Regions from separate parts of the Homo sapiens genome. Here region 1 is linked to region 2. A link is a contact called in ENCODE Hi-C or POLR2A ChIA-PET data. All regions are on one chromosome and are shown on one strand. The core of a region is the stretch at or near the end of the contact, and the rest is flanking DNA. Distances in the headings are between cores, read along the strand shown. Region 1 holds the start of LIN37 (lin-37 DREAM MuvB core complex component). Region 2 holds the start of FFAR1 (free fatty acid receptor 1).

Region 1 (5,868 bases), core at 464-2,963, 400 kb after region 2:
CTGGGGCCCTGCTTATTCTCCCAGGACAGGCTCCTTAAAGCAGAGGAGCCTGTCCTGGGAGCCCCTTCTCAAACTCCTAAGACTTGTTTTCATGTCCCACGTTCTCTGCTGACATCCCCCAATAAAGGACCCTAACTTTCGATACTGACTTCCTGGGATCTTTTAGAGGTTGAGGCATAAATGATTATTAATATTTAAAAACATCTGTTGAGAGCTTTGTACGAGGCTTAGTATTTAGACATGATGTACATTTTTTACAGTGCATACTACTCATAATCTTCTGAACTAGGAACTTTCCTGCTCAGGAAACTATTAGATGAGAAACTAAGAAAGGAATAGTGCTTCCATTTCTTTTTCTTTTTTCTTTTTTTTTTTTTTTTTTGAGACAGAGTCTTGCTCTGTCAGCCAGGCTGGAGTGCAGTGGTAGGATCGGCCTAGTGCTTCCATTTCTAGGGGCTGTTATCCTGTACTGGTAGTCGTGAATTCAAAAATATAACTTTCCTACTGTGGGCTGCAGTATTCTCATCAGAAGTGTAGATCACGATGCTACTTCCTGGGATTTATCTGGACCAAGACGTGTGACAAATGGAAGTTTCCCGTTTTCTGAAGGAAGTGTTGTCTGCAAAAATAAAAATAGTCAAGAGCTTTCTCAGAGAATCCTTCCTTGACCATCCATCTTATTTAAAATTCAATCACCACCTTGATATTCCTATGTCCCTTTCAGGCTACACTTTTTTTGTGGGTTTTTTTTTTGGGGGGGGAGAGGGGTTTGTTGTTGTTGTCTGTTTGTTTTTCTAGATGGAGTCTTGCTCTGTCACCCAGGCTGGAGTGCAGAGGTCCGATCTCGGCTCACTGCAACCTCCGCCTCCCGGGTTCAAGCGATTCTCCTGCCTCAAACTCTCGAATAGCTGGGATTACAGGCGCATGCCACCATGCCCGGCTAATTTTTGTATTTTTAGTAAAGACTGGGTTTCACCATGTTGGCCAGGCTGGTCTCGAACTCCTGGTCACAGGTGATCTGCCTGCCTAGGCCTCCCAAAGAGCTGGGATTTACAGGCGTGAGCCACCATGCCCCGCCCAGATCATATTCTTTCTCCTATTACATTTCACTTAAAATTTACTTGTTTACTGTTTATCTTCCCTCCTTTAAAAGATAAGCTCCATTAGCGCAGGGATTTTTGTCTATTCTGTTCCTCAAGGTGTCTCCAATGCCTAGAAGAGTGCCCGACACACTAATAAATATTTGCAAAATGAATGAAGTTGTACCTGCAAAGAGATTAACAGATACCTGGCACCTAGCGAGTGCTCAGTGAGAGGGAACCCAACGTTATTTTACATTAGTCTTCCTCTTAGGGATGAAGGGACCCCAACGGTTGGTTAAATCCGGTAAAGAGCTAACTTGGTGTTGCTCAACCCTTCTCACACTACAAGTCCCGGGAAGCCTCGCGATGCCCTAATCCTTTGTTTCCCACCGTGCCCCGCGCGGCGCAGGCGCTGTTACTCAGGGTGAGTCTGGGAAGCTGGAACTACACCTCCCAGGAAGCTAGGGGGTAGATGGTTTGTTTCCGGAAGCAAAGCCCCAGGTGGGTGGGACCTAAAGCTGGGAGACTACGGAGGCAGCTCTCAATTGGTCAGGATGCGAGATTGACGGCTGCAATAACTAATAGGAACAAGCTACTGCCGAAGGGGCCCGCCCACAGAAGGGTGGTGGCCACGGTCCAGGCTGGACACAACCAAAGGCGGAGGACCCGTGGCCCACGAAGCTCATCTTTGAACTGTCCCCGCCTTCTCCCGCCTTGACTTGTGACCCTAGGCCCTTTGGGGCGCCTCTGACCCAGCTAGCCAGATCCCGGACCCAAACCATGTTCCCTGTGAAGGTGAAAGTGGAGAAATCAGGTGAGGACCCTGACGTCGGGGGCCTGTCGGGACCATCGGGTTGACAGGGTGTGGAGTCCCGGTGGAAGGGAGTATCGCGGAAAGGGGACTGCACGACTTTTCCCTGAAGCCCACCTGACAATCGCTGTATCAGGCAGCGAGCGTTGCCTGCCACCTTCACACCCTCCCGGTGTGCGCTTGAAGTCGCTTTGAGATTGAATGGGGTGGCTCGGGCAATGACGTGCGTGGTAGGACATGGGGAATCCTGAGCCGGTAACTCTGAGAAGGGCCCTTTTCTTTCCTCTTTTTTTTAATTTAAATTTTTAAAATATTTAAATAGAGACGGAGTATCGCTATATTGCCCAGGCTGGTCTCGAACTCCTGGTCTCAAGCGATCCTCCCGCCTTAGCCTCCCAAAGTGCTGAGATTACAGGCGTGAGTCCCCGCGCCCAGCCGAGAAGTTCTCTTTTCTTGGCTTCCCCTCAGTTTCCCCATTTCCAGCAGTGATCAGAGTCACACATCTTGCTGTGAGCCTGAAGTACAGGCACTCTTAATCCTCACAGTCACTATATTCCAGTAATCCTAGAAAATAGGAACTGTGGTCAATGGGTGAAGCTTAGAAAGAGGAGAGAATTTTGGGTTGGGGCGGAGCTGACCGGATCCCAGGCCTGGCATGGTAAGGGCAGTGGGAGGGGTGCAGAATTTAGACAGAAAGATAATAGTAAAATGATGTAGGATGTCCCATGGCAAAAGTGTTATTAAAACAAAGTGGGAGGCTGGGTGCGGTGGCTCACACCTGTAATCCCAACACTTTGGGAGGCCGAGGCTGGCAGATCACTTGAGGTCAGGAGTTTGAGACCAGCCTGGGCAACATAGCGAAACGCTGTCTCTATAAAAAATACAAAAAAAAAAAAAAAATTAGCCAGGTGTGGTGGCACAAGCCTGTAGTCCCAGCTACTCAGGAGGCTGAGGCAGGAGGATCGCTGGAGCCGGGGAGGCGGAGGTTGCAGTGAGCTGAGATCACACCACTGCACTCCAGCCTGGGTGATAGATTGAGACCCTGTCTCAAAAAAAAAAAAAAAGAAAGGAAAAGAAAAGAAAGAAAGAAAAGAGAAGTGGGTGTGACCACAAATGATGGTGAGGGAAGGTGTACACCTGTGAGTGCCAGGCTGAGGAGTGCAGACTCCACCCCTGGGTGCTGTGGAGTCATGGAAGTTTCCAAGCAAGGGAAGATCAGGGTCAGGTTTGTTATTTTTCAGGAAGATTCCCCTGGCTGCCTTGTGGAGGGTGTATCAGAAGGGGGACACTGAGGCAGGGAGCCAAGGGGGAGCAAAGGACAGGACCAGGATGGGTAGAGTAGGGAGGAGGTGGGTGGGAGAGACACTCGGGAGGCCTAGTGGACAGGCCATGGGGTTGGTGGGCTGGGTAGGGGAGGGAGAGGGGTATCCATGGTGAGGTACAGGGAGGGACTTGGGGACAGTGAGGCGACCCTTGAGAGGGAGGCTTCAGGCCCAAGTCGGGGGTTCAGGAGAGAGGCTGGGCCTGAGGAGAGTTGTGGACGTGATCCGTACCCTCTGCATCTGCCCAAGGCTTTGCTGCAATCTCAGCTACTCCCTTCCCCACCCTCACTCTGTCTCTCCTCTGAGCTATGTTTGAATCCCTGTGTCTCCTGGGCTTCTCAGGAAGTCCCTGGACTGGTCAGGCAAGTTCCCAGGTGTCCCCTCCAGGCTCTGAGCACTAGAGCCAGAGCTCCCACCAGTCAGAAAGGCAGAGCAAACACCTCTCAAAGGTAGGAGGACAGCGTAACATCATCACTTCCTCAAGTTCTGTGATGACGGGAGGCAGCCACAGGCTAACTGGGCAGGAAGGTGGGCCTAGATCTCATTTCCCGAGGGGGAAAAAAAAGCCCAAACAGGATGTTTTAGGTGAAATCTCCCAATTTTGGCTGGGTGCGGTGGCTTCTGCCTGTAATCCAGCACTTTGGGAGGCTGAGGCAGGTGGATCATGAGGTCAGGAGTTTGAGATCAGCCTGGTCAATATGGTGAAACCCTGTCTGTACTAAAAATAGAAAAAATTAGTTGACCATGGTGGCACGCGCCTGTAGTCCCAGTTCTTTGGGAGGCTGAGGCAGGAGAATCACTTGTACTCAGGAGGCAGAGGTTGCAGTGAGCCGAGATCACGCCACTGCACTCCAGCCTGGGAGACAGAGCAAGACTCCGTCTCAAAAAAAAGAAAAGAAAGAAATCTCCCAATTTTTAAATGTCAGCTCATTCAGATTGAATTCAGATTTAAAATTATACCACTGTTGGCCGGGCATGGTGGCTCACGCCTGTAAGCACTTTGGGAGCCTGAGGCCAGCAGATCACTGAGGTCAGGAGTTTGAGACCAGCCTGGTCAACGTGGTAAGACCCCATCTCTACTAAAAATACAAAAATTAGCCAGGCGTGGTGGCGGGCGCCTGTAATCCCAGCTATTTGGGAGGCTGAGGCAGGAGAATCACTTGAACCTGGGAGGTGGAGGTTGCAGTGAGCCAAGATTATGCCACTGCATTCCAGCCTGGGTGACAGAGCAAGACTCCGTCTCACAAAACAGAAATACATTAATTAATTAAAATAAAATTATACCACTGCCTCAACCAGATTCTGCACTCAGGTTGAGCCTCTGTCTCATAACTTCAGCTTTGGAACCAGACAGCCTGGGTTCAAATCATCAGCTCTGCAATTTCTTTGCTGTGTGCCTTTGAGCACGTGGCCTAACATCTCTGTGCCTCAGTTTCATCATCTTTAAAATAGGAATAAAAATCATATCTATCTGAGCTGGGCTCTATGGCATGTGCCTATAGCCCCAGCTACTTGGGAGGCTGAGACAGCAGGACCGCTTGAGCCCAGGAGTTCAAAACCGGACAACATCGTGATATCCTTTTTCAAGAAAAAAAAAAATCACATCTACCTCTAAGGGTTATTGTGATAATTCAGTGGGTTATTATTTGTAATATATAGCATATTTAAACCTTGCCACTGGGACAGGCACAGTGGCTCACACCTGTAATCCCAGCACTTTGGGAAGCCGAGATGGCTCACCTGAATCTAGGAGTTCAAGACCAGCTTGGTCAATATCATTAAGACTCCATCTCTATACAATTTTTTTGTAATAAATTTATATTATATTAAAACACATTTTTTTAAAACCCAAAAGGCTCATAAGGTAAGGTGATTGGCCTTACCTCCTGTCACAGAGCAATCACGTGGGACAGCTCTGGAACTCAGAGCTCTGGGCATCACTCCAGCCATCTCTGCCTGTTGCACCCTTTCAGGCTGCCTGGGCCTGGCTCTGAGATTGGCCAGGGCAGAGGACACGCACGCCCTTCCCTGGCCCAGTCAGCTGCCCACCTAGCTGGGGCCTGGGAGCTGACTCCTGCTGGGTCCTCTCTTGCCCCAGAGCTGGAGATGGCCAAAGCCCGGAACCAACTGGATGCTGTCTTGCAGTGTCTGCTGGAGAAGAGTCACATGGACAGGTAGGCCAGCGTGGGGTCACAGGGCCGGGCACCCTGGTGGGTTGGGCCCTCTGATCCTGGGTGGATTGGGTGGGACCCCACAGGCTGACTTGGGGAGGAAGGTGCTTAATGGGGAGGCTGCTCGGTGCCTTCCTTCTCTGGGGCCCTGGAACCCTGAGCTGAGAGATCTCTTCTGCCTCTAGGGAGCGTCTGGATGAGGAAGCTGGGAAAACACCCTCAGACACCCACAATAAGTGAGTTTTTCTGATTGGATTTGGAGTTGAGAGTTCGTGGTTGGTAACTTCTTTCCTTATCCAAGCCCTGACCGCTCAGCCCAGCGCTACCTCCATCGTGGCCCGGACCACTCCACCTGTACAAAGACCCTGTGGCAGGAGAAGCTTAGGTCCCCCCGTGGTTGCCACCTAGACCCCCATGGGTATGGGTGGGACAAAAGGCCCAAGAGGCAAGTGGGGTTCATGTGAGCATCTCAGGTTTGATAC
Region 2 (6,085 bases), core at 1-2,500:
GCCTCAGGCACAAGAAAATGTGGACTATGTGATCCTCAAACATTGACACTGGATGGGCTGCAGCAGAGGCACTGGGGGCAGCGGGGGCCAGGGAAGTCCCCGAGTTTCCCCAGACACCGCCACATGGCTTCCTCCTGCGCGCATGTGCGCACACACACACACACACGCACACACACACACACACACTCACTGCGGAGAACCTTGTGCCTGGCTCAGAGCCAGTCTTTTTGGTGAGGGTAACCCCAAACCTCCAAAACTCCTGCCCCTGTTCTCTTCCACTCTCCTTGCTACCCAGAAATCCATCTAAATACCTGCCCTGACATGCACACCTCCCCCTGCCCCCACCACGGCCACTGGCCATCTCCACCCCCAGCTGCTTGTGTCCCTCCTGGGATCTGCTCGTCATCATTTTTCCTTCCCTTCTCCATCTCTCTGGCCCTCTACCCCTGATCTGACATCCCCACTCACGAATATTATGCCCAGTTTCTGCCTCTGAGGGAAAGCCCAGAAAAGGACAGAAACGAAGTAGAAAGGGGCCCAGTCCTGGCCTGGCTTCTCCTTTGGAAGTGAGGCATTGCACGGGGAGACGTACGTATCAGCGGCCCCTTGACTCTGGGGACTCCGGGTTTGAGATGGACACACTGGTGTGGATTAACCTGCCAGGGAGACAGAGCTCACAATAAAAATGGCTCAGATGCCACTTCAAAGAACCAGTGAACTCTTTTCAGTCTGTGGAGTCAGAGTGGGGATGAGGAGAGGGGAAAGTCTTCATGGGGCCTGGGGGGAAGGAAATGGAGTCACAGTGGTTTACTGATCAAACCAGCAGATTAGAGAGTCTGGTGTCTTGTTAGGAAAAGCATACTGGCTTTGCAGACAGACAAACATGAGAACTTGAATCTTGATTCTTCGGCTTAACTAGCCCGGTGATCTTGGCAGGGCTCGCCAGCTTGCCTGAGTCTCGGCTTCTCCATCTGTAAAGTGGAGAGGGAAAGGCCACTGCCTACCACGCAGGTGGCCCACGATAGGAAGTGAGGCATCGTCTTCTATATGCTGGAGCCACATTGAGACCCAGCACAGAAGCCGAAAGTCCCCCAGAAAACCAACCTCCATCCTTTATTTGCATTTTTCGAAGAATGTGAAAAGGGGAAGCCGATTCAAAACAGCTCTTCCCAAAAGTGACGCTACCCAATTCTTGCACAACCCATAGCTGCCAGAGAAAGTCTTGAAGACCAGCCACCCTGAGAAACCTCACAGCTTTTCTGTCATTCGAGGTCCTCTGCACCCGTTCTCTAATTCTGTTCACTGATTCAGACTTTCCAGTTAGGTGCCCCAGCTCCCCTCTCCGCTTCTCGGGTTTGATCTTTCTCCACCCATTCACCTGCTTCTGCAAAGGGGCTAAAGCCCATTCTCCTTAGAGGGCAGGGGTGTAATTATCTGATCATCAGGGAGATTGGCTCCTGGCACGTGGCAGGTGTCCCCAAACTGCCACCTTCCTCTCCCACCTTCCTTTCCCTCCCATCTCTGCTCAGTACCCGGACGGTAACTCTAGGAATTATGGTTCAGGGAGGCCTTGATCGCCCCATCAATCCACTTTGTCCCTGGTTTGATTCTTGTGAGCACCATTAACTTTTCTGGAGGAAGGTGAGGCTTTAAGAACTGTTTAAAGCCCAGGCGTGGTGGATCACGCCTGTAATCACAGCACTCTGGGAGGCCAAGGTGGGCAGATCACCTGAGGTCAGGAGTTCAAGACCAGCCTAGCCAACATGGTAAAATCCTGTCTCTACCAAAAATACAAAAATTAGCTGAGCGTGGTGATTCACACCTGTAATCTCAGCTACTTGGGAGGCTGAGGCAGGAGAGTCGCTTGAACCTGGGAGGCGGAGGTAGCGGTGAGCCGAGATCACGCCACTGCACTCCAGCCTATGCAACAGAGTGAGACTCCGCCTCAAAACAACAACAACAAAAACTGTTTAAATGAGACAGGAGGGTGTTGGGGTGTCTGTGCCCAAAATGGGGTCTGGTGTCATTCAACTCTTTCTTCATTCATTCTGCACACAGATACTGAGCACCTGGAAATGCACCCAGTACAGAGCCAGTTGTTAGGACACCAAAAAGATAAGGCGTAGGACCAACCTTGGGGATCTCTAGTCGAGAGCCGCCAAGGGTTTTTAAGGCAAGATACCCTGGAGGGAGCTGAGGCAGTCCTAAGCCTGAAGGGCCTGGCTTAAGCTCCCTGGCAACCATCGAGCATCTTCCCCTTCCCACCCTGTCCCTCAGCACAGCTGCTGACATAAACCTACTACATGGCTGATTGACCATGAGATATGGCCATCAATAGACATTGCTGAGGCGTGAAGAGCAGGTGAAGAGCAGGTGGCCAGGAAGCTAGGGGGCCAGGACTCCAGACGCAGGCCGCCCTCCACAACCCCAGCTCTCACAGTCCTCCCAGGGTCCAGACAATGGATCGTGCATTTAGGTTCCCAAACACCTGCTGTGCAACGTGTAGTAGACAAAGCAGACCAAAGCCTTTGCCCTCAGGAGGCCGGCATTCTAGCTCAGGAGCCAGCCAAGACGATGTCGCACTGAAGAAAGACAACAAAAGTGAGATTCACAGGAGGGATGAGTGTGGCTGAGGCACCCGGGAAGGCCCTCGGAGAAGGTGACCTTGGGCAAAGATCCAGACGCCAGGTGGGTGGGGCCAAAGCAGAGAAGATCTGGAAAACCCAATGGCTCCCCAGGGCTTCGCTCTTGCTGCAGGAGGGGAAACCACACTGCTGTGGATTCTTCCTCCATTCTGTCCATTTCTCAGTTCCCAACAACACACTGAACAGTAGGAGGCCAGTTCTCCGCTCACAGCGGGCGCTGCACCCCAGGTGCTGCTCTCGAGAAAAAGGCGAGCATGGACCAATTTAGTGGCTCCGAGGTATGAAAAGCAGTGAGATGGTGTCTTTGAGGGAGTTAGTGATAGGCTGAGACCCCCTTGCTGTCCCCCCTGAAGCCTGGTGACCAGAGCTGCCAGGAGGCCACACAGAGAGAGGTTTATGATGGGGGACCTGGAATTCGGAAGGGGCAGAGTGGTCAGGTGACCCATACACGCCTGAGAAAACTGATGTGGAGAGCTGTGTTGTCATTCTGAGGCAGGAAATAGAGACAGACTGACAGACAGACAGAAAGACACGGGCACATTGAGAGACAGAGACAGAATCACAGAGCAGAGCTGGCTTCTCACCAGCAGGCGTGGGCACACCTGAGAGAGCATCCAGAGAGGTTAGAAATCTTCCTTAGGTCCTCCTGGGAGGCTCAGGTGACCCCAGTGGGAAACATGAAAGGCTGGGAGGACTTCCAGGGCTGAGAGAAGGAAGCTACGCAGCCGGCCGGTGCCACATTCCCTGTGCCTTGGGGAGTGTCCCCCAGTGTCCCCAGCCATGCACCCTGGGGGGAGTCGGCTTGGACATCTGTGCCACCCCTTGACAGGCAGAGTGGGGGCCACAACCTGGGCCCTCCAGTGCTGGTCAGCAGAGGCTGCCCCCGCCCCTTGCCTTCCTCCTCCCGCTCCTTCCTCCAGCCCTGGGAAGGTCGGAAGCCACCACCATGGGGCTAGTGCGGAAGCAGAGGGAGAACAGAGGGGCCCTCCTCGCAAAAACTAAAACAAGCCCACAGCCTGTGCAGAACCGCACCCGGGTGTGATCACTCCTTACCCCACACACCCACTGCCACTTGGAGATGGCTTCATGGCTGCAGTCACAGGGCACCCTGTGTTGTCAGGGGTGAGCCAGTGAGGCCCGGGACCTGCCCAGGGGTGCATCAAGGGTGGAGAAGACCTGGCCCCAGCGCAGGTGTGAACAGGCAGGAGGGCTGGGGAGGGAATAGCGCTGGGTTGTGGCCGAGCCCCCAAGCCCTGCTCTTGAGAGGCACTGGCTACACACTCGGCCCCTACCCAGACAGGACCCCAATTCCTCCCTGGCCCCTCTGTGTTCCTGCATCTTCCCAGCCCCTCACCTCCTCTGGCGTGGCCTCACCTCCAGCCGGGATGCCCCATTAGCTGCTCACCCAAGCTGCTAGAACCTCAGGCTAATGGCCCTGTCACCCGCCCTCCTCCCCTTCCGGCTCACTGCCCATCCCGGGCATCCTCCATCAGCCCGCTGAGGGGACTGCTGAGCCTCAGAGACATCTGGCAGCACCAGGAGGTGGGTCCCTCTCTCTGTGGCTCCTCTCTTCACCTGACTGTTCCCCAGACCCCCAGACCCCCTGCCCAGGTGGCCCCTGAGAACTGCTAAGCTCAACCGTGACATGGATGGGGCCTGGCTGACCCTTGGGCTCTCCCTGGGGGACCCCCTTTTCCTGTCCCTGGCCACACCCTCACCTTATCCACACCCTTCTCCTCCCTGCTGCCCCGCCGGCTTTCCAATGTGGGTGGGGGGTGGGGGCAGCTCCTGCCTTGCCAGGGAACCAGGGAGGGCAGTGGGCTCAGGAGTCAAACTCCCATTCCCAGGGAAGGCTCAGGCTGTGGGCCCAGCCCTGTTCTGAATTCTCTCCACCCCTCCTCCCCACAGAGTCTCAGAAATCGAGAAGCTTTCTTCCTCTGGGACCTGTGCGCCACATCCTATCTCCTGTGACGCTGCAGGAGCTTCCCTGGTTTTAAGAGGTGACATGGTGGAGAGAAAGCACAGGACTGGGGGCCACAGGTCCTGGCTTCTCATCCAGGCTCCGCTGCTCCCTGACTGCTGCCTTTCTCTGTGGGCCTCGTTTCCTCCCTGATCCCACCAGGTGAATTGTAATTCTCCACACAGGGCTGGAACCCGCGAGTGATCCCAGGAGCCCCTCCTCTCCGGGGCCCCAAGATCTGAGGACAGGGAGCCAGGTTGCACACAGGAGCCGTGCAGGCCAGGACGGCGGCCCCATGGACCTGCCCCCGCAGCTCTCCTTCGGCCTCTATGTGGCCGCCTTTGCGCTGGGCTTCCCGCTCAACGTCCTGGCCATCCGAGGCGCGACGGCCCACGCCCGGCTCCGTCTCACCCCTAGCCTGGTCTACGCCCTGAACCTGGGCTGCTCCGACCTGCTGCTGACAGTCTCTCTGCCCCTGAAGGCGGTGGAGGCGCTAGCCTCCGGGGCCTGGCCTCTGCCGGCCTCGCTGTGCCCCGTCTTCGCGGTGGCCCACTTCTTCCCACTCTATGCCGGCGGGGGCTTCCTGGCCGCCCTGAGTGCAGGCCGCTACCTGGGAGCAGCCTTCCCCTTGGGCTACCAAGCCTTCCGGAGGCCGTGCTATTCCTGGGGGGTGTGCGCGGCCATCTGGGCCCTCGTCCTGTGTCACCTGGGTCTGGTCTTTGGGTTGGAGGCTCCAGGAGGCTGGCTGGACCACAGCAACACCTCCCTGGGCATCAACACACCGGTCAACGGCTCTCCGGTCTGCCTGGAGGCCTGGGACCCGGCCTCTGCCGGCCCGGCCCGCTTCAGCCTCTCTCTCCTGCTCTTTTTTCTGCCCTTGGCCATCACAGCCTTCTGCTACGTGGGCTGCCTCCGGGCACTGGCCCGCTCCGGCCTGACGCACAGGCGGAAGCTGCGGGCCGCCTGGGTGGCCGGCGGGGCCCTCCTCACGCTGCTGCTCTGCGTAGGACCCTACAACGCCTCCAACGTGGCCAGCTTCCTGTACCCCAATCTAGGAGGCTCCTGGCGGAAGCTGGGGCTCATCACGGGTGCCTGGAGTGTGGTGCTTAATCCGCTGGTGACCGGTTACTTGGGAAGGGGTCCTGGCCTGAAGACAGTGTGTGCGGCAAGAACGCAAGGGGGCAAGTCCCAGAAGTAACGCCACTGCTCGGGGGAAGGAGCATGGGGCAGGAGGGCCCGGCTGCTTCTCCAGGCCCCTGCGGGGGGCTGCTTCGGAGGAACTGCAGGGCAGCCTGGCCCGGAGGCCTCCCTGGAGCCACTCAAGCAGAGAGCGGCGCCTGCTGAGGGCAGCACCCCAGTCAAGAGAGGAGCACCGAGCCAGAGCACGGTGGCAGGGGGAGGTAAGTTTGCCCCTGCACGTGTCGAGGAAGTTTGTCCCTTCCTCGCCTATCTTTCTCTCCCCTCTGCACGTCCTCACCTG

The links. Hi-C counts contacts between places; a loop is a spot of excess contacts on that map. ChIA-PET counts read pairs that join two places held with the same protein, here RNA polymerase II (POLR2A). Pooled maps may share reads with other maps.
Region 1: a pooled map shows a loop between it and region 2 (4-fold over the local background). The contact joins the promoter of LIN37 here to the promoter of FFAR1 in region 2. A Hi-C loop is called at or near these places in 1 of 37 single-sample maps with no recorded cell type and 4 of 50 pooled maps. POLR2A ChIA-PET finds 5 or more read pairs at or near these places in 2 of 52 experiments (GM10248 and activated B cell).

Annotation. Positions count from the first base shown.
Region 1 is chr19:35,746,863-35,752,730 of GRCh38, forward strand. LIN37 (lin-37 DREAM MuvB core complex component) reads left to right here and starts at 1,714. Exons shown (of 9, transcript NM_019104.3): 1 at 1,714-1,896; 2 at 5,314-5,389; 3 at 5,572-5,622. The coding sequence starts at 1,863. It overlaps PSENEN (presenilin enhancer, gamma-secretase subunit), which reads left to right. Exons shown (of 4, transcript NM_172341.4): 4 at 1-657. RefSeq lists enhancers at 968-1,482, 1,384-1,443, 1,483-1,997, 1,844-1,963.
Region 2 is chr19:35,346,652-35,352,736 of GRCh38, forward strand. It overlaps FFAR1 (free fatty acid receptor 1), which reads left to right and starts at 1,251. Exons shown (of 2, transcript NM_005303.3): 1 at 1,251-4,187; 2 at 4,554-6,085. The coding sequence starts at 4,901. The coding sequence ends at 5,803. It overlaps CD22 (CD22 molecule), which reads left to right. Exons shown (of 14, transcript NM_001771.4): 14 at 1-710. The coding sequence ends at 46. RefSeq lists enhancers at 323-422, 1,023-1,102, 3,516-3,565, 3,606-3,745, 5,535-6,085 and a silencer at 2,381-2,581.